Linked DNA regions of Mus musculus: region 2 is linked to region 1. The links are chromatin loops, found by intact Hi-C in ENCODE. Cell type or tissue: left cerebral cortex. All regions are shown on one strand. Links, peaks and the distances in the headings refer to the core of each region. The heading gives the core; the rest is flanking DNA. Region 1 has its middle 39 kb from the start of Gm39264. Region 2 has its middle 50 kb from the start of Gm51556.

Region 1 (15,516 bases), core at 2,916-10,915:
GGAGGCTGAGCATGTAGCTTTCTGCCTATGCTGAGGGACTGTGCCCCGGGATCCAGGAGGACCCTGGTTTGCCCAGATTGGGGTGACAAGGGAGACGAGGTGATAACACCCTCAATATCTGGACCTTAGTGGTTGGTCCTGTATCTTGTTAGTTCATTATGTTTGTCACACCAGACAGACACTTGGCAGGTCCTGGGCACACATGAGGAGACTCTCCCCTCAGAGAAACTTAACAGCCAAGAATCTAGAACAAGAAGCCCACAAAAATGTGAGCTGGCACCCCCTGCCATCCCAACACACAAAAGCTGAAGCAGGAGGAATGAGATGGAGGCTAGCCTGTGCTACATTGCCCGAGCAGGTCTCAACACACAGAGTCACACCCATTTCCATGTCTAATTTGCAGCAACTTTTTCCTACGCCAAAGCCTTGGGCATCGGCCCGCACACCTGTTTTACAAATTAGGCTCCAAGTCCAGGAAAAGCTAGTGATGTCATTCCATGAGGTAGGGTACATTCTGGAACTTCCTTCTACAGAATGAGGAGGCCCCAGGTGGGGTCAGATGTCAAGCCCAGGCATAAGAAACCAATGTAAATGTGGACTTTGTGGCCCTATGTGGCAGACATGCCAGCCAAAGAGAGGCTATGCCACAGCCACTGCCTGGTGGCTGATGTTGTTCCTGGAATAGCAAAATGGTTCTTGTCGTCTGGTCTGAGTCCCATGGGTGTCCCCTCCCCACCCTGTGCACACATAGAACAGGAAGCTGAGGAGTTGGGGGCTCAGAGCATGTGATACTCATACATGACCTTTGGGGGCCTGGTTACAGCAGCAGGATTTGTTCTGTGTGTCCCACCCTTTCCTAGATTGCCTGAAGCCTGTGCAGGTCTGCATGCACTCAGGGGACTCAGTCACATGAGTGGGAGAAGGCTAGGTGACCACTGGGACCTGTGAGGTGACAACAGCCCTTGCTGTCCACAGATGCAAATGACCGTAACGACAAAGATGGTATTGGAAACTCCGCTGAGAGGGTGAGCGGCCATGTGCGGCTGTGACAGTCAACCTGACCTTGGGAGCATCTTAACCTATCTGCATACCCAGCCCCCACACCTTTCCAAGCTGGCTGTGAACTCTTCACTTCTGCACCTCAACCACCTGCAGCCGTCGAGTGTGGGTGCTGTCCTCTGGGGAGGCCCCTGTTCTACCTCAGCTCACCCTAGGACATGGCTCAGGGCATCTGTTGTGCTTCTTTGGGACTTGTCATGAGAGCTTGCAGAACACACAGGCTTCCAGATGGAAAAGGTACCAAGAGCAAGCAACGCAGGTCAGGTGCTAGGTGAACCTCTTGTGGCAACATAGAAATTTCCAGAATCCCGGCCTCCCCTGCATAGAACCCTAAATTTTGTTTGTTTGTTTGTTTGTTTAGGTTTTGAGTTTTGGTTTAGTTTAGTTGTTTGGTTGGTTGGTTTTTTTGTTTTGTTTGTTTGTTTGTTTGTTTGAGACAGGGCTTCTCTGCGTAGCCCTGGCCGTCCTGGAACTCACTCTGTAGACCAGGCTGGCCTCGAACTCAGAAATCTGCCTGTCTTTGCCTCCCAAGTGCTGGGATTAAAGGAGTGCACCACCACTGCCTGACTTGTTTTTGTTTTTTTGAGATGGGGTTTCTCCATGTAGCCCTGGCCATCCTGGAACTCCCTCTGTAGACCAGGCTGGCCTCAAACTCAGAGATCTGCCTTTCTCTGCCTTCCAAGTGCTGGGATTAAAGGCCTGTGCCACTATGCCTGGCTCAAAACCCTGAATTTTTATCCAGAGGCCAAAGGTTTAGCTTAAAACACCTGGGTGGCCTGGTCTGGCCTCATGGACACACAGTCACCGAGGATACAGATGCCTGGACAATGGCCTCTCTCCGGTCCCCAGAGCCTGCGGATGAGGCAAAGGGGTGTGCTCATACGGCAATCAACATAGGTATTGGGGAGGCCACCTCCATCAGCAGGAAGAAGAAGAGCTACACGCGTCACCAGCGTAAGGGGGCAGCCAGGCTGGAGCGACAGGAGCACAAGCCAAGGGTGCCAGTGGCCTGCAGAGCTTCTCCACAGCAGAGCCCATGGCTCCACTTCCTGCTTTGACGAGCCAAGCTGAGGTCTGGTACGGGCCTTTTGAAAATTAGGATGAGCCTGCACACACGTGGGGGCAGAGCAGCTGGTTCCTGAATCCCCTCCAGTGCAGTCTGGGGACACCCTGATCTTGTCAGTGTCACTCCTTTCTAGCACCCACAGTTCTGAGGCCTCTGGGCAGGAGCTCCTGTGGAAACAACTCTAATTTAACCCCTCTATTGGAGAGTCACAGGCATGGTCTATCCTTGCTACTACCCCTCGGGGCATTGGGGCGTCGGTCTGCTATGACCCCCACATCTCTGTGTGCATGCCTTGAGTCACCTGTTCTTGAGGGTGGACTAAACCTGTCGACTTAATCTCAGTGGACAGAGGCAGTAAACGCGGAGGGCTGGGGCTTCCAGGGTCAGTTGACATGGACTGTGGCTTTGTCCTTTGGGCTGACTCTTTTCATGTCCTGCTTGGGCAAGGTGTCATGTGGTGACTGGGTCTGAAGAAGCTGAGGCAGGAGAATGCTAAGTTCACAGACAGCCTGGGCTATAGAATAAGGCTAAGGCCAACGCGGGCAGCTTAGTCCCTAGCTCACAATTGTAAAGGGAGCTGGAAAGATAGTTAAGTGGTTAGCGCACTTGTTGCTCTTAGAGAGGACCTGGGTTTCCTTCCCAGCACCCACATGGTGGCTCACCTTTTAACTTCAGTCGCAAAGGTGTCCTTTTCAGGCCTTAGACAACAGGCGTGCACATAGCTTGTTACATACAGGCAGGTGGACATCATACACATAAAGTAAAAATCAACAAATCTTTAAAAACAGTGTTCAAGTGAAAGGCTGTCCGGGGGTGTAGCTCAATGGAAGAACATTGCTCTAGCGCACACAAACCCTCAATATTACAAAAATCCGCCACAGAAGGAGCGGTCCTATGAGAGGTGACCACACCAGGGAAGCCATGTGATAGGAAGGAACTGAGCATAGCTTCCAGCCAGTGTCCAGCAAAGAACACAACTCCCAGGGACCAAGTTCTACCGCCAGCTCAGGTGCAGGCTGACAGATGGGCTCAGTCAAACCTTCTGTGACTGACAAGTCAGGTAGCATCCTGACTGCGGTCCCAAGGGGCCCTGGAAGGAAGCTGGACTCCATTCCACATAGACCATGGGATGAGAAATGCTTTAGGACCTAAGTCGTTCCTGGGCCAGAAACCATGGCTGTTCCCCTCAGCAGCACACAGCGGGCACATGTCCTGTGGACTGATGTCTATGCCCACTTCGCCCTCAGTTGTGGGGATCCAGCCTTCCTGGACTCCAGCTAAGCTAGTGTGACCTGGCAATCTGCCTGGCTTGCTGCTTCCATTCAGACTGGCCTCTGGCCTCTGCATATGGCGCTCAACCAGGGCTTACATGAGCGAGCCTCTCTTAACAGCCTCCTTCTTTTTCTGCCTCACCTCCCAAAGAACATCTTTGGAGGGGGGGGGGGGCTTCATGCTAGTATGACTGACTGCACATGCAAACGCAGACCCTGTTTCCAGGGGTGCCCTCGCCGAATGCTAGAGATTGGGGATGGGAGCCGGGAGTCTGATCTTGCTGTTTGCACGTTGACAGCTATAAACATGGAGAACAGAAAGCGTGACCCCAGGAACAGGGCAGACCCAGACCAGGAAGCAGTACTTTCCACTACAAGTACCCCAAGAGGAGGCAGAGAGGGACCTGCTGTTCGTAGGAGATGGCTAGGCAAAGTTGGTGCCAGGGGATCACAGTCCCCCAGGGCACAGGACATGCACCAGCCCTGCTTGCATGTAGGGTCATGTGTATATAGTAGGTGCTCAATTAAGCCCTTATACACTTCTCAGCTCAGAACCCAATACCCCGACACCTATCGTCACATGCTGGCTAGTGATCTTGCCTTGTGTAGCCACAAATGCTCCCAAAAGAAGGGCCTCAGGCATTGGCCTGGATACTATGGTCTCTTAGTCACTTGCTCCGGCCTGGCACCTGACCTGGGAAGGTGTCAGTGGATCTCTGAGGGTGAGAACATCTAACCAAGCCCCAGAGTGCCCTGTGCGGCTGACATAGCAGTGGCTTGGCTCTCCGCTTCCTGTGAACAAACACTAAATTCTCCTGGCCTGTTCAGCTCCATTCCCATAAATAATAGAGAATCTTTTTATTTACTGACAGGTCGTAAAAGTATAGGGGAGAGTGATGTGAGGTGAGGGGCTACTGAATAATGGATGGGCAGGCTCCGCCCTCGGCACCTCCTCCACCCCTCTGCCCTCACCAGGGGCTGTTCTCTCATCAGGAAGGGCTGAGAGGGATCTCTGTATAGGGACCTGGGGCTTGCAGCAAGCCAGGTCTGATCTGGTTATTCAACTGGTCCTGGAGCCTCCTCTGATGGACAGGTGTTTGCATGGTCCAAGGCTGAACACCACTGCGCCCCTTTCCAAACACACATGGATGTGGGTGCATGCACAGACATACATGGAGACACACTGCTACACACAGACACATCATGGATATAGACACAGACATACAGGGACACACAGATACCCACCCTGTCCCCTGTCTCTGAGCAGGGTGGGAGGGTCAGGGACTTCAAGTCACAGCTCTGGTTTTTCAGGACTGGTGTGAGCCTGGCAATCAAACAATTAATGGGCTGAGGTTGGGCATTGCTATAGCAGGTCCTGAGAGAGGCCCCGGGTAGCCCTGGCCCTGCTGGAGCTTGTCTGGTAATTCAGTGACTACGGTCAAGCATCAGAGAGAAAACTGTGTTAAGCAGTCACAGCTGGGGCATGGGGAGCCTGTCCTACCTACCACAGCTATCCTGGGCTCGTGTCACTCTCCAGACTCACAGAAGTCACACTCCAGAGTAGAGACCTCTGCTGTCCCCGTGCCTCAGGCAGTGCCCAGCATGTGGGTTCCCAATGGCTGTGAGACACTGGAATGAGGCTGGGCACTGCTGTCACCTCACTTCACAGATGACAAAATGGAATAGGACCATGTCAGATGCTTGTGAGGTTTACAGAGGAGCCAGAGGGATGTTGCAGAGATCCAGGGGACCTTGGGGTGTTGGATGTGAGGTGAGTGGGAGCTGGTGGTGGTGGTAAAACAAACATTAACCATGTGATGTTGTGAGGCCTGCAGCCCCCACAGAAGTCTACAATTCCGAGGCACAGGGCCCTGCTGAGCAGCTGGAAGGGCTCTATGCTGCGGAACTCCTTGGGACAGACAGGCAAATGGCACTGTGATGGTTTGTATATGCTTGGCCCAGGGAGTGGCACTGTTAGGAGGTGTGGCCTTGTTGGAGTGGGTGTATCACTGTGGGTGTGGGCTTTAAGACCCTTATCCTAGCTGCCTGGAAGCCAGTATTCTGCTAGCAGCCCTCAGATGAAGATGTAGAACTCTCAGCTCCTCCTGCACCATGCCTGCCTGGATGCTGCCATGTTCCCACCTTGATGATAATGGACTGAACCTCTGAACCTGTAAGCCAGCCCCAATTAAATGTTGTCCTCATGCCAGGTGTGATGGCACACGCCTTTAATCCCAGCACTCGGGAGGTAGAGACAGGTGGATTTCTGAGTTCGAGGCCAGCCTGGTCTACAGAGTGAGTTCCAGGACAGCCAGAGCTATACAGAGAAACCCTGTCTCAGAAAACAAAACAAAAAAACAAAACAAAACAAAATGTTGTCCTCATAAGAGTTGCCTTGGTCATGGTGTCTGTTCACAGCAGTAAAACCCTAACTAAGACGGGCACAAAACTGCAAAGAGCTCTAAAGTATCACACACACACACACACAGAGTACATGCTCATAGGCGCACATGGCAGACAGTATACACACTTGTGTATACACACTGGTAGGCAGCAAAGGCAACTGATTCCACACATGCACAGACAAATGGACACACATGTGAACATTCACAAGCATGTTCATTACACTTATACCCATGCACACTCACGGCAGCTGGCATACTACACACACAGACCCCTCACATGAATATGCACACACATTACATATGTTCGCCACCCTCCCGAAAGTTCATATGCACATAACCTCATGGTGCACATATAATCTCAGCAGGCCCAGAGAAAGCTGGTTGTTTACCACAGACACCTAGAACGGGCCTTGAAAGAATCTGCCCCCTTCAACCCGGTTGTAGCATCTGCAGTAGATCCCCACGCCCAGTTCCAGCCTGTATTGTGCATGTTTCATCATTGCTGTAATGAAATGCCCACAGCTGGTTAATCTTATAAAGAAAAGAGGCCTCTGTAGCTTGCAGAAGACTGTTGAGTGTTTGGAAGAGTCCGGAGGTGGCATAGCTGTGTGGGAGAGGGGACAAGTCTCTGGCCCTTTTTCTTACAGTCACTAGGATTTAGTCATAGGCCCTGCCCCAGCTGCTTATCAAATCCCAGTGTGTCACCAAGAGCCCTAGTTCTGAACTCCACTCACCTAAGAGGACAGAACAGGGCTCAATGCCAATACAGAGCCCTTGAGGATACACTCAAACGACACCAAACCAGGTGCTCCCATTTTACAGCTGGACAAACTGAGGTTCCAGACATGTAGCAATGTGCCTGGCAGCACTGAGACTGGCCTGGAAACCCTGAGGATACACTGCAACCTTCAATTCCTCCCCTTTGGAAATCAAAATCAATGGATCTGTTGATAGGGCCTGGACCTCAGGTCCTTGTTAAAAAAAAAAAAAGTTCTGAGGGCTGAGAGGTGGCTTAGCATTTGATGGCTGCTCTTCCAGAGACCTGAGCTGAGTTCCCAGAACCCCCATCCCTCAGCTCAGTCACCTGTAACTCCAGGTCCAGGGGATCTGGTGCCCTCTATTGGCCTCTATGGGTAGTGCACTCACAGGTGCACACTCCCTGCCCCTCAACCAACACACAAACACATATGATTAATAATAAATCTTGGGGCTGGAGAGATGGCTCAGTGGTTAAGATCACCAACTGTCCTTCTAGAGGTTCTGAGTTCAATTACCAGCAACCACATGGTGGCTCACAACCATCTGTAATGGGATCTGATTCCCTCTTCTGGTGTGTCTGAAGAGAGCAATGGTATACTCAGATATATAAAATAAATAAATAAATCTTAAAAATAAATAAATAGCCAGGCGGTGGTGGTGCACGCCTTTAATCCCAGCACTTGGGAGGCAGAAGCAGGTGGATTTCTGAGTATGAGGCCAGCCTGGTCTACAAAGTGAGTTCCAGGACAGCCAGGGCTATACAGAGAAACCCTGTCTCGAAATCAATCAATCAATCAATCAATCAATCAATCAATCAATCTTGATGGGCCATAGTGGCACATCACGTGGGAGGCAGAGGCTAGTCGATCTCTGTGGGTTTGAGGCCAGCCTGGTCTGCAGAGAGAGTTCAGGACACTCGGAGCTACACAGAGAAACCTTGTCTTGGAAAAAAGAAAAGAATAAATCTTAGGAAGAGAAGGAAAATGATTCTAAGAGAGGCTTAAGGGTCATCCCAGGAAAACGCCTCAATGAAAATTAGACATTAGGGCTGCAGAGAAGGCTCAGCCAGTGAAGTGCTTGCTACACAAGAATGTGGCTGGCTGTGTTCTCCGTCAGAACCCACACAGAAGGCGGGTGCTCTGGACCGTGCCTGTAACCCCAGCACTGGAAGAGACCATCAGGAGGATGGTCCTCAGCTCAGTTCCAAACCCGGGGCCCTGTCCCTGGAGAAGGATGAGGGAGGAGGCCCAGGTGTGGAGTGGAGCCGTGGTGCAAGAGGACCAGATGGCTGCTGGCGGCAGGTGGTACCTCCTGCCTTGTCAGGCGCTCTGGGCAGCTCAGGGCTGAGTCAGAAACCCCAGCTCCCTGCATGGAAGGTGACTTTGGAACTTGTGACCTGGATGTGACAGTTCCAGAAGCAGGAAATGGGGGCACTGCCTCTAGGATTAGTGACAAGCCCTGGGCCCCCTGGAGATCATGTGAACCAAGCAGGGACACACCAGGCCCAGCCTCTGATACAGGTCGCCTGACCTACCTCTCCCCTCCTTGAGCCTCTTTGCCCTTTTCCTCCCACCCGTTGAGAGCAAGCCCAGCTGCTTCAGACCCTGCCCCGCCCCAGGAACTCAAAGGCCCTCTGCCCTTTCCTCTCTCCGCAACCACCTCTGCATCTTTGTGTGCCTCTGTCTCTGTCTCTGCTCCTTCTCAGCCTCTGACCTTGCGAGCTCTGTGGGGAGGGCACCCTGGCTCATGTACAGAAGGAGCTGAGATCTTGGCAGCCGGAAGTTATAGCGCCCAGGTGAGGCTCTCCTGATTCCACCCTTGCCCATGGTAGACTCAAGTCCCCAGAAGCAGCACTCTGTCTGAGCAGTGCCTGGATGCCCAGCTTGACTGTGGAGCTGGCAGTGACCTCGGTGTCCTGAATCCAGCATATCACATTCAGGCTCCAGGGATGAGGAAGCCTATGGGCCTGGACCGTCCCCATGGTCCCAGCAGCTGCAAAGGGCTCTGGAAGACACCAGTCGCTGACGGAGAGGGTTAGGTGTTTATCTAGACCAGAGAGTGTTGGCACCACAGTGGCAGGGAGAGAGGGGGTCTAGAGACCCAGCCGGGTGTTGGTTCACTCGGGCTTGCACTCAGCTCTTAAAATGAGGCTCCCCGCTCACTGGCTGGCTCCCCATTCCCTGTGGAGCTGCTTAGAGGAGGCTCTGAGTCTGCTTCTCACCTCCTCCTCACAGGGCACAGTGGGTTCCCAACACAGATGGACCGCAAGCTGGGAGTGAGGACAGGCTGAGGCCAGGAGCGGGCAGCCTGACTTGAGACTCAGCAAAGCTCTATTTGTATCTGACTGGAACATGCTAGAACTGGGAAGCTGGGGTGGGGAGGGGGCATTTTGAAACCGCAGGCATATAGCCAGGGGACAGGGCCGCCAAGTCTTCAGATCGGGTTGGGGGGACTTAGCTGGCCAGGCCTTCCCAAGACATCACTTCTTTCTCCAACGGCTGATCTATTCTGGGCGGGCTCTGGGCTCTGCTCCAGGCCAGGCTGGGAAAGGGGCCGAGGCTGGGGAGGAGGTGGCAGGGGGTGGTGGTGACAGGAGCTGTTCTGGGCAGGCCCCTGGAGAGCGTGGGCAGGGGAGGACAGAGCTGGCAGATGGAAGAACCTTTATTAAGAATGAGTCAAAGACCAGAAGGATTTTCTCAGGAGCCCTGGCGAGAAGGGAGCCCCGGAGTCCTGCCGCAAGGCTGGGCATCGTGCCCAGCCGCCGAGCCAAGGGGGGGGGGAGCTGGGCACTGGCCATGGGGCAGTGTCTCCAGCCAGGACACATGCCAGCCCGGGGCCATCCTGGCTAGGCCTCTAGACTCTAAGGCCCCTTTTCATTGCTGCTTCACCCTTAGAGCCCCCTCAGTCTGCCCACCTGTGCAATAGGAGGATCTTTCTCTGTGAGTGAGCCCAGACTGCAGACCAGTCATGGGGTGGGAGTGGGGCGGAGACCCCAGCTTGCCTTGACTCTCCCCTGTGGCACTCCCTATTGTAACTGATGCCCTACAGCTCTGCAGCCTAGATTCTGTGGGCATGAACGAGTCCTAACTGTCCACTTCCATCTCTCTCAGAGGTTTATAGCTAAGCCTACATCCTAAGCCTGCCTGCTCTGCTCTCTCCTGCTTGTGACCCAGGTGCCCAGCTCTGTCTATGGACAATATCAGGAACGTCCCCCCTGCTGGCTTAATTCCCTGCTGAAGCCACCTCCTTCAGGGCCAGCCTGGCTGTCACAGATGTGTGCTTAGTGCCCGAGGCTGGCTTTTTCAAAGCAGTGGCCATGAGATAGGCATGTCCTGCTGCAGGACGTGCTCTGGGGGACAGTGAACATCCAATCAGGGCTGGTGAATTCCTTCCAGGTCACTGTGGCTTACAAAGAACAAGATGGAGGGGCTGGAGAGAGGGCTCAGCCATTAAGAGGACTGGATGCTTTTCAGAGAGTCAAACCAAGCTTAGTTCTCAGCATCTACACGGTGTCTCACAACCATCTGTGCCTGGGGATCGGTCACGATGTGATACACGTATAAACATTCAAGCAAAACACTCATGTATCAATAAAATATCTGTAAGTTGGTTTTTTTGGTTTTTTTGGTTTTTTTTTTTTTTTTTTTTTGGTTTGTTTTTTTCTCTAGCAGGGCCTAGAACTTTAAGGACAAAGGGAGAGTCTGGAGGGCAGCCACCGCACCTCTGTCCCCCAGGGACTGAGCAGCAAAGCACTGGCTTTGAAGTATTGCTCCTCTGGTCCTTTTTCTGTTCGCACAGTAGCAGCCATCCCCCAGCCTCCGAGATTATTCGTGAATTCTCCCTCTACACCCATCAAATTAGAGCAGTGGCCACCCGGCTAGGCAGCCCCGACAGGTATTAAACTTTAATGAACACTAATGGCCTTGGCCTACTTCACCAGCACAGGGCTACTTACTAACATTTAACTCCTCAGGCCCCTGTGCTCCCTCCTCTCCTGCTGTGCTGCCCCCCCCCCCCATGGATCCTACCCCTTCCCCCCTCAGCCCACAGCTGGGCCTGCCCTTGAAGGTGTGTCTGCAAGCTGCCCGGCCCGTTCGCAGTCCAGCAGAAACCACCCTGCTCCCATCCGTTGTTGTCCAGAGCCACCCCGGGCTCTCAGGTTGACCAGACATGACAGGCGGTTCCCAGAGGGGCGCGCTCTGCTGTATGCAGACATAACCCTCATCCATCCAGAAGCCACCAAATACCATCCAAGCCCCTGCTGCCCTCCGGCAGTCAGAGGGGCTGTGTGCTTGAAGTCAGAGCTAAGCACAGTGCCAGGGTCCCAGACTGGGCCCTCAGATTGGAAGCAGAGGGAAGAGACAAGGATGCTGGACTTGTTCACTGCTCCAGAGCTGGCCACTGCCTTGTAGATACGGACTCCTTCCGTCTGTGAGCAATCACACAGAACCGTGAAATGTTCCAGAAGGTTCTAGATTTTCATCAGTCAGGAAGAGATGGCTCTTTGTGAAAATGAGGGCAACAGGCAAGCCCTTCAGGTGCCCCTGGGGCACTTGTAGATGGGGATATATAAGGGAGGGGCATTTGAACAGTGCTTACTGTGTGCTAAGGTGCTGTATAGATGGAGCTGCAATGCCATCAGATGTAACTGTAAGCAGGGTTCCAAGGGGGCAGGCAACCTATCTCACAGACAGGTCCCCAACCTCTCCTCTGTTCCTCCCAGTTAGAATGTAAGACACGGGGCACAGGCTGTAGCAGCCACTATTCTCTGAACTCCAGACAGCAGCGATGGAGACAGAGACGTCACTCTGCTCCAAGTGGGGCGAGCTGAGGGAGCCCTGGCCGTGTAGCTCAGACGCCAGCTTGTAGAGTTGCCACAGTCCCTAGGAACCACTCAAGCTGCCCACCTGGTTCCAGTTGCTTCCACAATACCCTGGCTGAGGTATCGACCCAGAGCCTCCACTTTCCCATTTCTACCACGGCAGGTAAGGTACTGCATAGGACTGCTGCTAAAACACAGGACACCCTGTGAACCCCTAAAATCTCAGATAACTTAGCACCACATAAGCCAGTGTGGCAGTGCACACCTGTGATGCTAGCACTCGGGGCGGAGGCAGGAGGATCTGCAGCTCACTGCCATGCACAGCTTTGTCGTGAGTATGAAGTTAGCCTGGGCTACGTGGGACCCTGTTTCAAGTCATCAAATAAATGACATCAGACAACAACACTTCAATATTAGAAGTGTGTGTGTGTGTGTGTATGTGCACACACGCATACACATGCCATAGTATACATACAGAGATCAGCGAACAATTTTGGGGAGTCAGTTCTTGCCTTCTGCCTTGTTAAAGCAGATCTCTCATTTCTGGCCCTGTGCAGTGTTCTCGGGGCTAGCCAGCTTCTGAGTGATTCTGTCTCTGCCCATCTTGGTGTAGAAACGAAGGGATTGTAGGAGGGTCAGCAGGTCCAGCTCTTGACATGCGTTACGGGGGTGGGGGTGGGATCTGGGTCACTGGGGGGCTTGTGTTGCTTGCTACTGTTGCACCCCACTGAGTACCCCACTGAGCACCCCACCGAGCTGCCTCCCAGGCTCCAGACCATGATTCTTTGACCGAATGACTTTAGGAGGATGGAAATCTCCGGGTGTAGTAGCACAAACTTAGAATCCCAGGACTCTGGGGACTGAGGCAGGAGAACTGCCTCAAGTTCTGGGTCAGCCTGGACTACAGTGGGAGCTCAAGGCTAGTCAGGGCTATGCGGGAAGGCCCTTTGTCAAAAATGTCATCCTCAGCAATGAAGATTTAACACAGAAGGTACAATCCCGTTAAATACTGCAGGCGAACGGCTTTCTGAGGGCCGGAGAGCCAGGCAGCCAATGCCACAGCCACTTCAAGAATATTCTCAGGGCTTAAAGGGAAAAGACTTCCTGCTGACCACAGCACACACACACCCCAGCCCTCCAGCCCTCCAGCCCCCCAGCCCTCCAGCCCCCCAGCCCCAGACGACAAATGTTTCACAATAGTAAGAGTGGGGACAGCCCAGATGAAGCCTGGACTGTCCTGCTGTGTGGATCTGAGGCTGAAGGTCAAACAGGGTCAGAGGTTGTGAGTCTGGAAGCCACCACACAAGCTCGCTGATTTATCCCACTAACTTCTCTGTTCTTGTTGTTGCTCTTTGTTTGAGACAGGGTCTTGCTGGCCTTGAACTCAGGGGCCCCTCCAACCTCAGGATCTTGAGCCTTGGGGCTTACGGGCCTTCTCTGATTGCTTCTGTATTATCACAGAGACTTTGAGACAGGTACAGAGTGTGCGTTTACTTGGACAGTGCTATCAAGAAGTGAGAAGGAAGGAAGGAACGGGGGTCCCTGTGGAAGCTCAAGGAGGGTCAGCAGTACAGCTGCCCCCGCCCGCCCTTACCCAGCACATTTGTTCTGAGTTGTCAGTCACCTGGAGCTGAGGCCACAGCCACACAGGTGAATGTGGCAGGGAACACACTCCAGTGGCTGGCAGCTTTAGTGTCAGGTGAGGGAGGGGCTGTTGGATGCCCGGTAGCCAGTAACTGCCACCTACCACTGTGGCAAGAGGGTAAGACTAGGCAAGCCTGCCCCATCGTCTCTATGTCTGTGGACACGTGGGGACTGTCATTTACAAGCAGAGTTTCTGCCGTGGTCCTCAGAATCGAGTAGGCTATTCTACTCTACACCGGAGTAGGCTAGCACTCCAGCAGACGGGCCTTGCATGTGAACCTGGAGTCAGAGCCTGGAACGACGCAGCCACAAGCCAAGGAATGCTGGAAGCTAGCCACGACAGGCAGGCATTTCCTCAGAAGCGGGACAAGATGCTAGACACAAGGCCGTTAAAGGAGCAAGGGTTTGGCCAGGTTCGTGTCTCACGTGTCTCGGCTCATGAGAGGCTTTGAAATGTCATGGTAGAAAGACGCCACAGCAGAAGGGCACAGGGGGGAGGGGGCGTTACTGCTCACCTGGGGGGGGGGGTCACCAGGAAGCAGAGAGCTGGGGAAACTGTCTCAATAGGCATCTCAGAGTACTGTCAATCACACACCTGGGCTCCATGCCCTCTAAGCACCACCTCCTAAGGCTGACACCATCCCCCAAAGCCCCAACCTCCCCCACCCCCACCCCGCAAGGTCAGTATCAGGGAATGAGGCTCTAATGCATGAGGCTTTTGGGGGAGACGGTTTGTGTTTTAACCACAACCCCTGAGGGCTGGGGACTCAGCTCTGTGATAGAGGGCTTGCCTAATCACTAGAACTGCAACAAAAAAAAAAAAAAAAAACCCAAAACCCGATACCAGAAGCTGAGGCAACCTCATAGCCTCATCAGAGGGAGCCTGGCCCCGCCTAAGCCTACAACATTGTGGAAAAACCCATTTCTGGTATTTTAGGCTTCAGTTGTGGTATTCAGTGATAGCGGCGCCAGAAAACGAACCCAGCAAGTCACTGTTCCCATTCCTCCCACCCCCCAGGCCTCAGTTTCCCCAAATGACAAAAAAAAGGTCAGAGCACCAATTCCCTAGGGTGGCCACACTAGACACATCAGATAACCAAACCCATTCATTCTGAGGCCAGAACAGAACATGTGGCTGACAGTGACTGTCCTTGAGGCCTGGCCATCCCCCATGACCCCAGTTGCCCCCACAGTGTGCTGGGCTGACAGCCCACCAGGGAGGCTGGCGCCTCTTTCTGTCAACTCCCGGCGTGCTGAGACGGCTAGGCAGATGCTGTAGCAAACTGCTATCAATCCTGAGCGAGGGGCCTGCCCTGCATCGAAGTCTGCTGCTGCCAGCCTCTTGGGACACCCAGGGAGACACTAGAAGGTAACATCATTTCGCCCCCAATCCAATAACCTTTGCTTCTGGAGGTGAGCCTGCCTTCAAAGGAGCCAGGAGGGAGGGCGGCCATGATGGCCCCCACAGGGAACAGGACAGCGAAGACACTGGCCTGGCGTCAGCTTCGTCCCACTGAAAACACCCCCACAGTAAATCCCAGGCAAGAGGCCAAGGCAGGGATGAAATACGAGCGCTTATAAAGCCAGACACCTTTATTGTTCTGAAATGTCTTCCAGCTAGTTATAGGCCCCACAGCTTGACCCTGGCCTGTCACTGCTACGGGGCACCCGGGCTAGTTCTTGGAACCAGGGACTCCAATGGGAAGTAGCTGACCTTACCAGAGCCATTTTGCCTGCCCAGCCAAGCACCAGGGTCCCCAGCAGGAAGCTGGTTCCACTTTCACCCAGAAAGTAATGAGGTCCCCCGCCCACCACTTTGCTGGTCATATGCTTGGTCCCCTCCTACACAGGGCCATCTCCGGCAGTGTTTACCAAGCAAGCCCTGCTTACTTCTGTGCCAGCCGCTGCCCCCCAAACACGAGACTGTGCACATCTCAGACCCCACCCACTTCGAGTACCAGCGGATCCCCAAGCCACCGGAATTTGCTCTGTTTGCTGGCACTAGTGTGTGTGTGGGATGGGGGGGCTCAACAATGCCTCAGTTTCTCCTAAGGTAAAAGACAGCAGAGAGAGCCTTTGTGCCTGCCTGAGCTCAGCCTCCCTGCCTTGCCACTGTGTGTAAATAACACGTCTCTCAAGGCCCTTCCCTGTGACATGGGACAGTTATAGCACATGAGAACTGGGGGGTGAGGGGTGGGGGAGGTAGTGGTGAAGCTAACGTGGGTAAGTGGGTAGAAGTCTGCACAAAAGAGGCATGAGCAGGAGGCTCACTGGCTGAGAGGGTCACTCCCCAGGAAGCTCTTGTGAGGAAACAGGAGTCCTTTGACCATCGCAGGGTCTCCAGGACAGTGAGTGACAGACAGGTGGTGGGTGGAGGAAAAGAAAGACCCTAGCAAGTCCCCAACAGATTGATGATTGATACACCTGTATGTAAATGAGATGCAAATACACCCTCACTGAAGTTTTGCAACCAGCTGTATCTAATTGCCC
Region 2 (15,516 bases), core at 4,033-12,032, 55 kb before region 1:
TAAGAATCGAAGGCTGGGCGGTGAGGCCCTAGAGAGAGTGCCTTTTGAAGTGCCAAGTGATTTATTTCAGCCAATTACTGTGTGCTTCTCTTCCCAGGACCACATGTAATTGATTGAAACCTATTGAAAACAAATTAACCAGCGCAGGGATGCAAAGATCTGGTTATCACTTCCCTGGAGGGCCTCGGGGACCACGAGCCACACAGCATCACAACTACTTCCTCTTCCCCGGGAAGGATGGGAGGGATACATGAGCCAACTGTGCCAGGCCCAGAAGCCATCGGTACCTGCAGCCTGCTCCTGCCTGCTCCTTCTGGGGGCTGAGCTAGGCTATCTGGGGTGCATCTAGCTTTCTGCTGGGGAGTCCAGAAGCTTTGCACCACCAGGAAGTGAGGGGTTCCACAAAGATGAATGCTCTGGGGTCCTGGTTAAGGAAGATATTAAGCCTTGCCACAACACGCCTCTTGGTTTTCTAGAAGGTTCTCTGGTGGTACGCACTAAGAGGTTGTGGGGGAAAATGGAGACTCCATTTTACCACAGATGTGCCAACAACTGATGTATTATCATTATTATTATCATTATTATTATTATTATTATTGACAGGGTCTCTTCACATATTCTAGCTGTCCTGGAGCTCATTATGTAGACCAGGCTGGCCTCAAACTCACAACCGTGCTGAGATTAAAGGGACATACCACTGTGTCCAGCTGTTATGTTACATTGGACGTTTATTTTCCCTGGGGATGGGGGGCACATGTCTTTAATCCCAACATTCGGAGGCTGACTTGAAGAATTCAGTTAGAAGGATTGCTGCTATGTGTTGGAGGCCAGCCTGGACTACATAGTGAGTTCCAGACCAAATATATATATATTTGTAGTCAAGCACTGTGGTTCCTTCAGCTACTTACTCAGGAGGCTGAAGCAGGAGGATCACTCGAGCCCAGGTGTTCAAGGCTATCTTAGGTGGCATAGCATAACGGGGGGGGGGGGGGGGGGGGGCGGCGGCGGCGGCGGCGGCAGATCAGTTTTATAACAACAATAATGAAAACATTTACCATCTTGTAGCTCAGTGGTGGAGTGCTTGCTGAAGATGTATAAAATGAACATATTCCCAGGATGGCAGAAAAGGGGGAAGAGGGAGGGAGGGAGGGGGGAAAAGGGAGGGGGAAGGAGGTGTGAAGGGAAGCAGCTGGGTGAGGGAGTGTGTGTGTGTGTGTGTGTGCACACGCACAGGTGTGTGCATGTAGCAGTAGGTGTATACCAGTAGCATGTGCACAATGTGTGTGTGTTTATATGTATGTGGATATGTATGCATCTGTGACATACATATGTGTGTATGTATGTTTTATGGGTTTGTGTGTGATCCATGCCCATGCATGTTAACCTGTATGTTGTATGTCCTGCATTGGCTATGTCTGTGTTGTTATGCATACATAGGTAGACATGTACCTATGTGACTGATATGATATGTTGTACATACATACATACATACATACATACATACACGTGAGTGTGTCTATTTGGCCTGTGTGTACATATCTGTGTGTATGTCTTTGAAGTATATGTATACACGTGTGGATATGCATGTGTGTGTATGTTTGTGTGTGTGTATGTGTGTATGGCAGGGTTTGTGTCTACCATGCATATGTGAATCTGTGAGTGTGTGTGTATGTGTGTGTGTATGGTAGGGTTTGTGTCTACCATGCATATGTGAATCTGTACATGTGTGTGTGTGTGTGTGTGTGTATGTGGCAGGATTTGTGTCTACCATGCATATGTGAATCTGTGTGTGTGTATGTGTGTGCATATGGCAGGGTTTGTATCTACCATGCATATGTGAATCTGTGTGTGTGTATGTGTGTGTGTGTGTATGTGGCAGGATTTGTGTCTACCATGCATATGTGAATCTGTGCGTGTGCGTGTGCGTGTGTGTGTGTGTGTGCATTCATTTGGCCGGAGCCTAGGCCTGACTAGGAGATGGAGGCTCTGCAGCCTTGGTGAGGATGCCTGCTCACTACAGACCACACCGTGTCCTGGTTGGCCACTCACCCTGCACAGGCCCCCATGGACCACTTGGGAAAGCATCTCCTCGGCTTGTGCTGCTGGGAGAGAATAACAGGAGACACCTTTAGGGACCCAGAGCCCTCTGCGGGGTACAGCTGAGGACTCACACCTGCGATCATCGGTTCCAGATGTCCTGACAGATAGCTTTGCAGATCTATCTACATCTGTGGAAACAGAGGCTCAGGACCAAGGCCACTCCAGGGCACAGGTGACACCACCTGCATCTCAAACGGCTGTCTGTTGTGGCAGTGTGGTTCCAGTTGTTTCTCAGGTAAGCCCATGCCTCCAGCTCTGTGGCTCCCCTTGCCCTGCAGAACTTGCCCAGGACAGGGACTGGATGGGAACTCTAGTAAACACTCACCCACCCATGACCTTTGGACCCAGCTGTCTTTGTGCCCTTTGCCTATCTCTGAAGGATCATAATCTCCTATTTACCCCTCCATCTCCTCTCTGGAAGCTTCTGTGAGGTATTTATCACCCTGCTCTCTGAGAGCCTCACGGTGACATTGCCATCCCAGTGTCATGGATGCAAACGCTATCACTCACAGGGCATAAACCTGTTGTAACATCCCCGAGGCCCAGCCAGGAAGGTCACCATCACTCTTTCTGTGACGGTACTAGGGGAGATGGATGGTTCTGGGAATTGCCACTGGCTACACCGCAAGCACCCTTCACCTCCTGGGAGCAGGGGTAAGTCACTGTCACCGAGTGCTTGGCCCCAGGGAAATGAAGAAGCAGATCCTTGCTCTGGACCACGCCCATGCCCCCACGGCCACGCCCCTACCAGGAGCATTTCCCTGTATTGCCCCATAGCCTTCCACCTCTGCTGTTCAGCAATCACTTCCTGGGGCCTCTGGAGGATGCAGGCACCAGCAGGGGCTTTTGATAAATGAGGAGTCAGACCTGAGAACAGGGATGAATTACGCTGGCTCTGGGTGTCCTTTCGGGCAGAACGAGCTGTCCCCGCAGATTATAAGCTTGACCTCCCCTCCTCCATCCCTGAAAGGCCTTCTTTTTCATCCTTAGCTCCCTGCATGGTTTAGCATTTGCCTAGAATCTTTTCTTGAGGGCTAACCTTAAAAGTGTTAGCCCGGAAGTTGTCCAAAGGAGTAGCTTTGTGACTTGAGCTGTGCACCAGGTCACACAGTCAGACCGGCCCCAGGGCTTGGATGCCCACTCTAGTGCTCTCTGCCCTGATACATTGTGGACACAATCTGGCCCCCAATGGTGTAGAGCCTCCACCATAAAGAACAGTGCTGACCAGGGCCCACTGTGCCCTTGCTACAGTAGGCTCCAGCCTGACCTTCTGGGCCTAGCAGCAGAGAACTGGGCAGCAGTACAGTCAGGCTTCATGTGGGCTGCCATTAAGGCACTGTGCCCTGCCAGTTTGTGTCCCAGCTATTATTGAAGTAGTCCTACTGTGAGCTCAGAGCTCCTTCCAGAGATTCCTATCATGTACAGTCTGCCGCCCCCCCCCCCCCAGCTTGGTAAGGGAGGCGCCCTGAAGAGGGCGGCCAAAGCGCTGCATGATTGGAGCCATGTGCAGAAACCTAGGAGGGACTGGGGTTGTGGCTCAGTGGGTAGAGTACTCAGCTAATGTGCACGAAGCTCTGGGTTTGATCCCCAGCACTCCACAAAGCAGGCATGGTGCACACCCCTGTAATCCTGGCACCCCTGTAATCCCAGCACTCAGGAGGTGGAGGTAGAAGGATCAGAAATTCAAGATCCTTCCCGCTATGTAATGAGTTCAAGGCCAGCCTGGGACACATGAGACACTGTCCCCGAACAGAGGGGAAGGGAAAGGGACTGGAGGGATGGCTCAGTGGTTAAGAGCACTTCCTGCTCTGGGTAAAGGCCCAGATTCCCAGCACCCATGTGGTGGTAGCTCACAACTGGCTGATTCCAGTTCCAGGGGGATTTAATGCTTTCTTCTAGTATCCATAGGCACCAGGCACACGTGTGATACAAAGACATACATGCAGGCAAAACACTTGTACACATAAAATAAAAATAATTTTAAAAATGTAGAAAGCATAAAAAGATGTAGGAGATGGTACAAGGACAGAGACAGAATTCAAAAGCCAAGTTCATCAAGAGGCACCTGGGGCTACACGGAACAGGAAGGGTCTGGGCCTGGCCTAGCCACAGGGAAGAACACGCTGTTTAAGCACCTGTTAATTGTAGCTTTATTCAGGCTGACAGAGAGTTGGAGTCAACTTAGTCCATTAACAGATGAATGAAGAACGAGGGGTTGGTGTGTATAAATGGAATACTATTCAACTCTAAAGAAAAATAAGGTCATACGTTGTTCAGGAGCACAGATGATTTGTAAACATACAGTAAGTGATATGACAGTCTCAGGAGAGTAAACTTGTGTTGTCCCTCAAGTGCAGAATCCAGCCAACAACACACACATATATGCAAACAAATGTACATGTCATCAAATTTCTGTTGTGTTTTTTGGTATGGATAAGTGCATAAAATATATTCCATAAGCCGGGTGGTGGTGGCGCATGCCTTTAATCCCAGCACCTGGTCTACAAAGTGAGTTCCAGGACAGCCAGGGCTACCCAGAGAAATCCTGTCTCGAAAAACAAAAAACAAAACAAAACAAAACAAACAAACAAACAAACAAAATATATATATGGGGGGTGGGGGGTGTATGTATATATATGTATGTATATGTGTATATATATGTGTGTGTGTATATATATACATATACATATACATACACACACACACACACACACACACACACACACACATACATATATATATATATTCCATAGTGAATGCTTCAAATCCAATGTGAGGTTCCACGGCTTCCATTCTGAATGTCCGTGCTAACTGCAGAGTTCAAGCCTGGTCCCGTCGTTGGGTCTGGGTAATTTCCATGTTATGTTTTTTTACTTGCGACACATTTAAAAAAACAACGTTTTAAAACAATTAAGTGTTTGCTTTGGGGTCACAGGTCAAGGTAACCCGAAGAACTGATTCTGGTAGCTTCCTGAGAAGAAGCCAAGTGAGGGGGAAGCTTGCTTACACCAGCCCTCTCGCTGGGTTCCTTCCTGCAGGTCACTATCCCTTCAGCAGGCTCCCCCGGCTTTCTGGTACATCCCACCATCAGGGCTGTCATAGTTTTTCGTTTTCCCCACCCTGATGGACATAAAGCACCCTCATGGATTCCTGCCAGGTGTCTCTCTATTTGCTGGGTGACCACGCGACACAGAGCCCATGGCTTTGCTCAGCACCATGACAGGCAGCTCCAGGGAGAGCAGGCAGGCTCAGGAGCCCTCTGAATCATCATCACTCATCAGTGACAGACTCCAGGGGGTCTGTGACACCCACAGGGACAGGCATCTTATCTGGAACATACCTGGGTTCAAGCCTTAGCTCTGTGTAGCCTCAGGCATGTTGCCCAGGCTTCTGTTTCCCATCTGTTCAATGGGACAGTCAAGAACCTACCTGTTAAGCCACCTGTCTGTTAACAGGACAGATGCCCTAGGGATGGGGAGGGCACGTGGTATGCCTGTGATGACAACTGTATTGCTTCAATCCCCAGAAAGACAGGTACAATGTGACAGGGGAAGGGTTCCAAATGGAGGGGACACGGGTGAGATCTGCTGGAATGTTGTGCCAGAGATGGACCCTGGGGTGGTTGTGCAGGCTGCCTCGGTGGCTCTCAGCCAGCAGCACTGGGCTGGGTCGCCAGACTCCAGTTTATTTATAGATCAAACAAACCTACCCTCAAGGTCCCATTAAAGCCTATTCTAAAGAGCAGGAAAAGCAAGTCAATTCAGGCTCAGCCAGGTGTGACTGGCACTGGGCAGGTGTGGCAACTGGGTGTGGCCACTGGGCATGGCTAATGGGCCTGTTCTTCAGGCTCAGGACCTGCTTCCTAATCTGGGGGTCCCTGGGAAGCAGAAGCAACCCCCCCTCTCCTGGGGTGCTCAGAACAGTCTTGGACATGCATGGGGACAAGGTGATGGAGGCAGCTCCTACTCATTTGGGAGAGGCCAGCATGGACAATGCCACCGCTAAACCTCCAAAGGTCACCAGCAACTGCATCTCCTGAGAAAGGGACCTGGCCCAGGCTTCATTCAGTCGGGCTCAGTAACCTCTGCCGCTGTTACTGATATGAAACATCATGATCCGAAACAAGCTGAGGGCGAAATGGTTTATTTGGCATAAGCTTCCACATCGTAGTCCCTACAAGTGGTCTGTATGCAGTCCATGTGGCCCAGCCCTGCCTTCCCCTTCCTCTGTCATTTCCTCTCCTCTAGCTCAGCCCTGCCTTCCTGTCCCTCTTCCATGCCCCAGCATGGACCTTCTGAACTTCACTTATCTGCAGTGTAGGCTAGTGTGGCCTTTGTTCTCGTTCTGTGCCCTTTGCCCAGAGCACTGCCCTCAGATACTTGCTCTGGGATCATGCCCCAGCCGCCTCCAATCCTGGCTCACAGCCACCTGCAATGCCCTCTCCTAAGACTACCGGTGCCCTTTGCCACCTGGTCCAGCCTTCGCTTTGACCTCAGAGCACCCGTGTCTCTCACCCCTTCTTCTCACTGTAGCTCTGGGCTCACTCCTCATCCCCAGGACACAGGATGCCCATAGAGGCCCCCAAGTTCCAGGAAGCAAAAGCCATGCTATCCACGGGGAACCAAGGAACCTGAGAGAAGCCCCCAATCTCAAGTTATTCTCAGAGGGGCTTGGATGGACACTCACATTAAGGGTGACCCTGGGAAGCTCCCACAAGGGACAGCATCATGAGGAGGCTAGCTTCGTGGACTTCAGGGGCATAGCTAATGGCCCTTCCAGTCACGGGAGCTGCCAGGAAGAGGCCAGCCTCAGGGACTACCAGGACAAAGACTCGGCACCAGAGGGAGGAGAGGACCTGGCCTGTCGTGGGCGGGTGTCAGGCAGTAATGGCTGCACCCCCACCCGCAGGCTGGGTGCCATTCATCTGACCATATATACACACGCTAATCAGCTGTGGCCATGGCACCCAGCTCAATTCAAATTGATTTACCGAGCCTGGAAATGGATACAAATGTGATTAAAGGCCTTTTATTTTACATAGGTTCTCTATAAAATGATTGAAATCAATTGCCCGGCAGGCCCTGCGCTATTACTGCGCAGAGCCTGCCCCACTATTGATGGATACGGTGCCAGGAGGCTGAGCCGGGCGGCGACAACTCCCCCAGCCTAGTTCTGGGTCACTGCTGGGGTGGCTGTAGCATCCAGTGGGGTGCCTCTCTGTGTCTGCTAGGCACCTTTGGGGAGGCAGGAAGAGCCAGTGGGTGAGGGAGCAGGCCCGGGGAGGAGGCGTCACCATGGCGACAGCCTCCCACACCATCTTCCAGCCCAGATGCCTCTTGTCTGCGATGGCCAGAACCTGGGAGGCTGGTTCCTGATTCCAGCTCTGAGAAGGGGCACAGTGGGCGCTCTTGTCCCACCCCATGTTCCCTCTGGGAAACCAAGGCCAAAGCAGGGGGCAGCAACAGTCAGTGACAGATATGGCCCTGTTAGTTAGATCCCCTAGCTCACAGGCCACTCAGATGTGTGCACAGACTCCTGGTGGCTGGTGCAGGTTTGTTCCAGAATCCTCAGGTGGTGGGAGTTTTGGTCTGCCACCTGCTCTAAGGAGCTAGGCTAGTGCCAGAAGGTGAAGGCTGGCCAGAGCTACCAGCTCATCAACTGTCTGCTGAGGCTAGCATGGTAATGACCACCATCCACACAACTTCCCTCCTGGATCCCAAGCCTGGGATTCTGGAGCCCTGGGCATGGTGGGCCCATACACGAGGAGAGGCACCTCTCTGCCTCTTGTAGCAGCTGGTAGCTGCCAGGATCTTTGATTTACAACCCAACATCTTCCTCGTGAGGTTCTTCGCCATTTGTCTGTCCACTTATTTATATTAGGTACACGGTATTTTACCTGCCTGTGTGTGTGTGTGTGTGTGTGTGCGCGCGCGCGTGCGCACGTGCGCCCGCGCCCTGTGCAGGCCTAGCACACACGCAGAGGTCGGAAAAAAAAGGCTTCAGATGACCTGGAATTGGAGTTACAGATGGCTGCAATCCACCATGCTGGGAACTCTGGTCCTCTGCAAGAGCAGCCAGCGCTCTTAGCTGCAGAGACATCTTTCCATCCCCAAGATGCTTTCAACACGACCCAGGCAGTACCAGGACCCTGGAGAAGAGCAGGAAGTCTGGAGGAGAGCTGGCAGTCCTGGTATTCCCCAGCGGAGGTGCCACTAGCAATCCCTATGCACAGAGTTCCAAGAAACTCAGGGATCACACTTGTCAGACACACGTCTGGAACATTCTAAACAGCATCTACTCCACCCTACCTCTGTAAATAAGGGGGAGAACGGCCTGGGTCAAGGGAGAGACGCCACCTACACATTCCATGTTCTGGGCTCATTTGTTTTCCCAGAATGCATCACAGGCCCAGAAAAGGAAGGCAACTTGCTCACAGTCACCCAGAAGGAAGGTTCTGGGCCAGGTTTCCACAGTCAGAGTGATACAGAGGAGCAAGAGCCCTTTCCCGCGGACCTCGACCTTTCCCTCTAACCTCGACCCTGCGTCTACTTCATTTTCTGAGTAAGGAGGAGGGGCAAGCCCCACCCTGCTATGGATATAGCCCCTCCTCAGCCCTGCCTGCCTGCAGCCAGCAGCTCCTGCAAGGGCTGCCTGCCTCCCGCAGGCTGTGCCTGCACCACCGCATTAAGGACAGATGGATTACAGCTAATGAGCCCTGCTCGCACCATTAACACTGGAGCCTTCCCTGGATTAAAACGCGCACAGCCCGCCGGGCTGGCTTGTCACTCTCGAGGTGGGCACCGCGGCTGCTGGCTGTGCGTCAGCGTACCCTTAATTGCTCTTGTAATTGGGTCGCCTCGCTCCTGGGAACCCTGATGCCACCCTCAAGGGATGGCGGACTGGTGAGACTGCCTTTTCCATCTCTGCACTAGTCCCCCTCCCCCAAGGCGGTTTTCCCTGGAGTTTGAGCCCCTTCCCTGAAGGTCTGCTTGGGCCAGCAGATACCCCATCCCCAGGATTGTGAAGAAAGGAAGGGGCCGGGTGCACCCGCTCTCCAAATCACGGCCTCTGGTCTATTGTATGCACACACACACACACACACACACACACACACACACACACCTCTCATGCCCCCCCTACAATTCTCTGTCTCTCTCACACCCACACATACACACACATACTTAAAATACACACATGTTCCCACACTCATAACTCTTCTGTGGGATGAAGAAGAAATCAGGAAAGGGCCACCCGGGCAGCAGGGTAGGGCCATGAGGCCCTGAGCCAGAGAAGCCAACTTCCCGGCCTGACTCAGTTGTGTGGCTCAGCATGGTTATTCAGCCGCTCGTGCCTCTGTTTCCCCATCCGTGGAAATGAACATGTGCCAAGTGAGCAGTCATATTTAACAGTTGTGGCACACAGACAGCGGTGGTCTCTGTTACCAGGGTGCCAGGTTCTGTCTGTGAGTGACAGGTGTGCAGACATGTTGGCCTCCCATTCACTCTATAATCAACCCAGACTGCCCTGAAACGTATGGCCAGCCATCCTCCTGCCTCAACTCTCTGCTAACTCATATCTAGATTAGAAGCAGAAACAGGAACTTTGGGTTCAGCAAGGTCTGAGGCCGGGGGACTGTGGCAGGTGACACTCGGTGATGACCCATAAGTTGGCTGAGCGGGTCATCACCAGCGGCCTTTCTTACGCAGCTCGTGGCCACTCTTCCTCCCACAGGATCCAGATCTGCTTCACCCAATGCAGAAGAAGAGCCCAAGGGTCCCCTGCAGCCCCAGGGAGGTCCTATCTCTCTAAGGACTGTTTGCCCATTTGAAAGTTGGTATAGCTAGGGTCCAGTATCCCTCCCACATGCCGCCTGGGTGCACAGGCTACGGAGCGCCGTGGGAGGCACCAGGCAACTGCAGGCTGCGGGCAGGAGGGCAGGAGCAGAGGCCCGTCCCTGAGGTCTGAATTATTCACACACAATAGCACCCTTACTTACAGTGCAGCCGCCACCGACTCCTGCTGGTAGATTACTCGGGGACTGGCTGCTCTCTCGGTTAATTAAGGGGACACTTTTGCCAGTGACTTCTCAGGTGTGCAGTCAGGCAGCCCCAGGTCTCATCCCACTGCCTCGGAGACACTGGATCCCCCAAGACCTGCCAGGTGGGAGGGAACTGGAGCTGGAGCCGTGCCAGGCTCCTAGGTAGGGACAGTGGCCTGTGTGCCCCAGGGCGGAGGCAGGGGGAGTGTGCCAGGCCACAGGAGCCGCATGGGGCTGATCCTGGATCCTAGCGGGGGCTGAGCAGAGACCGTGTCGTGCGTATATTCTCTCTCACCTGACAGAGCTGGGCACAGGCACAGACACTGTGCTCTGGCAGGTTCTAGCAGGTTCTGGCAATCCTCTAGCAGGGTAGGAGCAGCAGCCAACATGAAACATTTACAAAGGCCTTTCGTAACCATCTGTGCTGGGAACGGAGAGGCGGGCTGAGCAGCCACAGCCTTCCTGCCTAGGACCTCAAGGCTGGACAGTTATGGCCCCACCAGGGCCGGGTTTTGAGACGCCAGTCCAAGTAGGGACAAGGACCAGAGTGGCCCACAGATATGCTCTACAGAGAGCTAAGGATGGGGACATAGGGGAAGAGGGCCACAGCATATCCCAACTGTGTTATTTCCAGCTGTGTTGCCTTGGGGACAACACAGTCTCAGTCTGCCACAAATCATGCACCCAGTGGGTGTGTGGGTGTGTCCTGTTGTGCCTTTTCTGTGATTCTTGCAACATCTATGGTCCCTCAGCACAGGGGAGAATCCACTGACTTCAGTTCTTGACAAGGTCCCTTTGAACCGGATTGACTTTCTTCTGCCTGCATCCAAGAAACTCCCACACACCCCTCAAAACCCTCCTGGCACATCCTACCCCTCTGCCTCTTCCTCTCTGTGAGACACAAGACTCCCTCTTTCCACTGCAGCCAACTGTAGCTCATACATGGTTTATCCTTGGTGAAAGATCCAAAAAGAAGGGGGGCACTCTGGCCTGCATATTACAGACTAAGAAAACCTGCCACACTGGCTGAGCCCGTGCAGAGCCTGAATTTGGACCTGGGAAGTCTGGCTCTCTTCAGCTGCCTCTGAATGGAACCATGGGAAAAAGGAGAGAGGTCTGGCTGTTTCAAGAAGAGCCAATGTCAGGAGCAGCTGGACCCAGCAGACCTGAGAGATGAATCAGATGCTGAGATCTGAGGCAGTCAGCTTAGCGGGGAAACAGGGAAGGTTACAAACTAAAACTGAAACCTGAGCAGGGACTCTGGCAGTGTCATCCAGGGAGGGGACCTTGGGCTGTGGTTTCTGCCTGCACACACCCCCACCCCCACCCTCAAGTGCTGGCTCAGCATGGAGTCCAGCTGCTGACCTGATGGTTATTTCAGGACTATAGGGGCAGGTGGAGAGAGCTCTTGGCTTTAAGCTGAAAATGGTGGTGGAAGAGGGGCGTTCCCAATGGGTGTCTAGCAGAAAAATCCGACTGGGGGACTCTCCAGCTGCCTGGCAGACTCACCCATCCCACCCAGTCCCGCTCTCCCTTGGGGCCTTGGCGCCCCCCTCCCCCACTGCACCTGCTGTGGGAGTGTCACCTCAGCAGATTGGTCCTCAGGTCCCCAGGGAGAGTAATTGGACACAGAGCAGAGGACTGCTACTGTGCTGTGTCATCTACTGTGGGTAGCCAGGGAGGCGGCAGCGGTGGCGGGTCCTACTGGGTCTCCAGGACGGAGAGGAGAATGTTCCTCTTTAGGGAGGGGCAGTAGCCGTGGAGCAGGTCAGAGACAATGGAGTTTTGTAGTGGTTGCCTGACTGACCCACGTTTACATGAAGCTCTGGCTTCACTCCCCTTCACCACACAGAATGAGCGTGGGGGCATAATCCTGTAAGTCCAGCAATCATGAGGTGGAGGCAGGAGGATTGGGAAATCAAGATCACCTCAGCAACCATAGCGAGCCCAGGGCCAGCCTGGGCTACATGAGCCTGCGTGCCTGGGTGGGATGTGGGAACTCAGGGTTTTTAAAAGACGCAGGCGGATGGCCCTTGTGATGACTTGGGTATGACTTGGGTAATGTCCAGTGTGTGGTGTCGATGGGACTTCTGCAGCCAGCTTGTCGCTATACTCGGTGTTCCCCGGGGTCAGCAGGAACTCTTCTATCAGGAAGTGAGCAAGTTAAAAACCTCAGTGCTTAGAGAACTGAAAACCTGTGTCCACCCTACGCCCCAGAGACAGTGATTGAGAACTAGAGACAAGCGTGCTGCTACACGCAGTGGAGTATTACTGAGCCATAAACAGGGACAAAGCTGTTAGACATGCTGCCGTGGTGAGACCGGCAAACACGATGCTGAAGGCTGGGTGTGACGACGCTATCAGCAATGCAAGCATGGCTGAGATCAAGGCAGGGGGATTGGCAGGTCCAGGCCAGCCTGAGCTACAGCCCTGTTGCCAAGGAATGGAGGAGAGACTTCACAGTATATGAACTAGATCTCAGTAAAACTGAAAAAACAAAACAAAACAAAACCAAAAAAAACCCTAACCCCTAACCCCTGCCTCGTGCCCAGCCAGAGACCAAGGCTGCCCATCCAATCCAGCAGGAGCTATGGGTGCAGAATAGGTGGGTATCATGTTTCCCTGTAGGAGGGGGTACAGGTGGCTTGCACCTGCTGACTTCACGGGAGTCAATAAGCAGACAGACAGACAGACAGACAGATGCTTGCCTGGACCTTGTGTTGAACATGTGGTCCAGGCTCCAAGGCGGATGCTGAGCTACAGGGGCCCACGGGTGCTGTGCCGTTGCAACTAAGAGTTCAGGGACTTGAGAAACCTCTGCTCAGTAAACTGAGAACTCTGTACCACAAGCTGGGAATAGTGTCTAACCATCCCTGCTGCGGTTGGCTCCCTGGGTTCCTCCTGCCCAGGTCCCTCTGCATTCACTGTTCCCGGAAGGGGAGGGGAGGGGGAGAGGGGAGGGGAGGGGAGGGGGGAAGGAAGGGGAGGGGAGGGGAGTGGAGGGGGGAAGGAAGGGGAGGGGAGGGGAGGGGAGGGGAGGGGAGGGGAGGGGAGGGTGTCAGGACAAGCCAGGACGAGAATGAGAAGGTAAATTCTGTCATGCCAGCAAGCATGATGCCTACCTTACCTGGACTGCTTCTGTTTGACAGCTGGGCATTAGAGGGTAGGACAACAGAAACTCCAGGCTAACAACCCTCTGCATGTTTGCTTGGGTATACCTCTGTCCATCTTCAGTAAGCCACCCAGACCTGCAGGTCTCCTGTGTTCTTAGCAGCCCTCAGGTCTCAGTGAAACTCTCTGTACCCTGCCTGCTCCTTCCTCCACCTCACAGCTGCCCACACAGCACCAATGCCACAGAATAGGTAGCCTGCTACCCTCTAAAGCACAGCATGGGCTTTGGATTTCAAGTAGGGCCCACCAGAGGTTCTAGTAACAGCCCAGTGGTCATCAGGGAAGCCCTCTGAATCTTGGATCTTAGAGCCACAGGAGACTGTGATCTGCATGAGTGAACCCCCACGTCTACCCCATGACCAACAGGTCTCAGTTATAAGGTGCAGAATGGGCAATGGGGCCCCAGAGATCTCATGCCCAGCTCCCAGTCAATACACCTGAAACGAGCCCACCCTTCCAGGCTGCCTGGGCTGCTTCACCTCCTTCCTGCCCTGGAGCTACTTGCTGGACACAGCTCAGCAGATCTGTGCACCTGCCCCCAGAACCTCAGGCAGTGGTTGTGTGAAAATGGGTTGGTTCGTGATAATATAGTTAATAGACGTACATTTGAGGATTATGGTGTATCTCAGGGCTACAGTACACGCCAAGTGTGTATAAGGCCCTGCGACCCATCCCTAGGACAGGAAAACAACCAAACAACCAAGATAGGTTTGTACAGAAGGAAGAGCCTTGAGTCCTATGTGATTGGCATTCATACAAGGAGGGGACTGGACTCAGAGACAAGGACAGGAAGACAGGATGGTTTGTTTACCACAGAAAACAAGTTTACTCTGTGTACCCCCTCCCCTGCTAGGAAACACCAAGTGAGTGACATCTTTAGTTACCATACTAGAGCATGTGATGAATCAAGATGTCACTCTATATCCTATAACGCACAGGGCCTCTAACTGGCCCCAACCATTAGCAATGTCATAATTCCTCAGATTATTTTTGTGTGCCTCTCTCTGGGCATGTATATGTATCATATGAGTGCAATACCCACAGTGGCCAGAAGAGGGCACTATATCTTAACTGATGAGCCAGCTCTCCAGCCTCCATTTTTCTCTTTGAAGATGTAGAGTGTCTCATGTAGCCCAGGTTGGCCTTGACCTTGAATATAGTTGAAGATGACCTTAATTTCTGACACTGGGATTATAGGCATACCTATCATATCCAGTTTATGTGGTACTGGGAATTGAACCCAGGGCCTTGTGCATGCTAGGCAAATAGTTTAACCATCTGAGCTATAGTCCCAGCTCCCATCTTCATTTTAAACCATGGTCGCCTGAGAATAGAAAGCCCACGGCCTCTGAGGTCCATGACTGGAATAAGGTGGCCCTCAGCATCTGGGGAACTGTGAGGGAACTGCTGTCAACAGACACAGTGAGGGCTGGCCACCTTGTGCAGGTCAGCAGGGACTGGGTAATCCCAGGTATGGGTCTGGGAGATGAGGTGGCCAGGGCCACCTCACTGTGGCCTTCCATCATGGTCAGGCTCCCTGGAGTGCCACGGAGGGAGCACCAAGCTGGCAGTGGGAGCCAGTGGTGCCCCTTCCCCACCTTACAGAGCTTGGGCGGGCTGTGAGCCTGCCAGATGGCAGCGCGCCACGTGCCGGAGAATAATCACTGTTAAAAATTCACTGGGTTTTCTTTTCTTTTTTTAGGTTCCACTTGCACTCTCTGCTTCCTTCTCCAGAAGGTACCAAACCACCACTGATGGCTTTAATTGTCTCTAATTAAAAGAAACATCGCCTGGGACCTGGGGCTCCTTCATTCAGAGGCTTCAGGGGGAGTATGGAGTTGTGGAGGGCTCCCTGGGGCCCCTGCATGGCCCTGCCTGACTCATGTTGCCTGATGGAGACTCCAGCTGGGTTGGAGGTGGGCCTCTGGTATCTCTAGCCTAGGACCCCAACAAAACAGCAGCCAGGGGAACCCCAAGGGCAGAGGCAAAGGCTGCCTTGGGGACATGAAATCAGGGGCCAGTGACTGTCAGAACTCAGACCTTGCACAGGTCACTAGGAAGGAAATGTGGGTTCCCACAGAGCCAGCTTGCTAAGGTTCTGATGTCTTTCTTAGCACATGCTTAGCTCAAGTTCACAAAGCCACATACCTGAAGGAACCCTGAACCCTAGAGATGGGTGGGGTCAGCTCAGGAGGACCATGGGCACG

Evidence for each region. A loop is a pair of places that touch in the nucleus more often than their neighbours do. Peaks named below come from ENCODE experiments on the same cell type or tissue, not always from the same donor. Only the 100,000 strongest peaks of a DNase experiment are listed, where the experiment ranks them.
Region 2: a loop joins it to region 1, with 3 times the contacts of the local background. A loop is called at or near these places in 4 of 42 quality-filtered maps.

What each region holds. Positions count from the first base shown.
Region 1 is chr8:120,376,350-120,391,865 of GRCm38, reverse strand. It overlaps a transcript of Gse1 not described here. Among named protein-coding and RNA genes, the nearest start is that of Gm39264, 39 kb to the right of the region's middle. In left cerebral cortex, for the core only: a CTCF peak has its summit at 6,923 (motif pointing left); DNase peaks (open chromatin) are centred at 7,822, 8,829, 9,133, 10,039 and 1 more place; H3K27ac peaks cover 2,731 bases.
Region 2 is chr8:120,432,779-120,448,294 of GRCm38, reverse strand. It overlaps a transcript of Gse1 not described here. Among named protein-coding and RNA genes, the nearest start is that of Gm51556, 50 kb to the left of the region's middle. In left cerebral cortex, for the core only: a CTCF peak has its summit at 7,631; DNase peaks (open chromatin) are centred at 9,249, 10,131, 10,531, 10,947 and 3 more places; H3K27ac peaks cover 4,635 bases.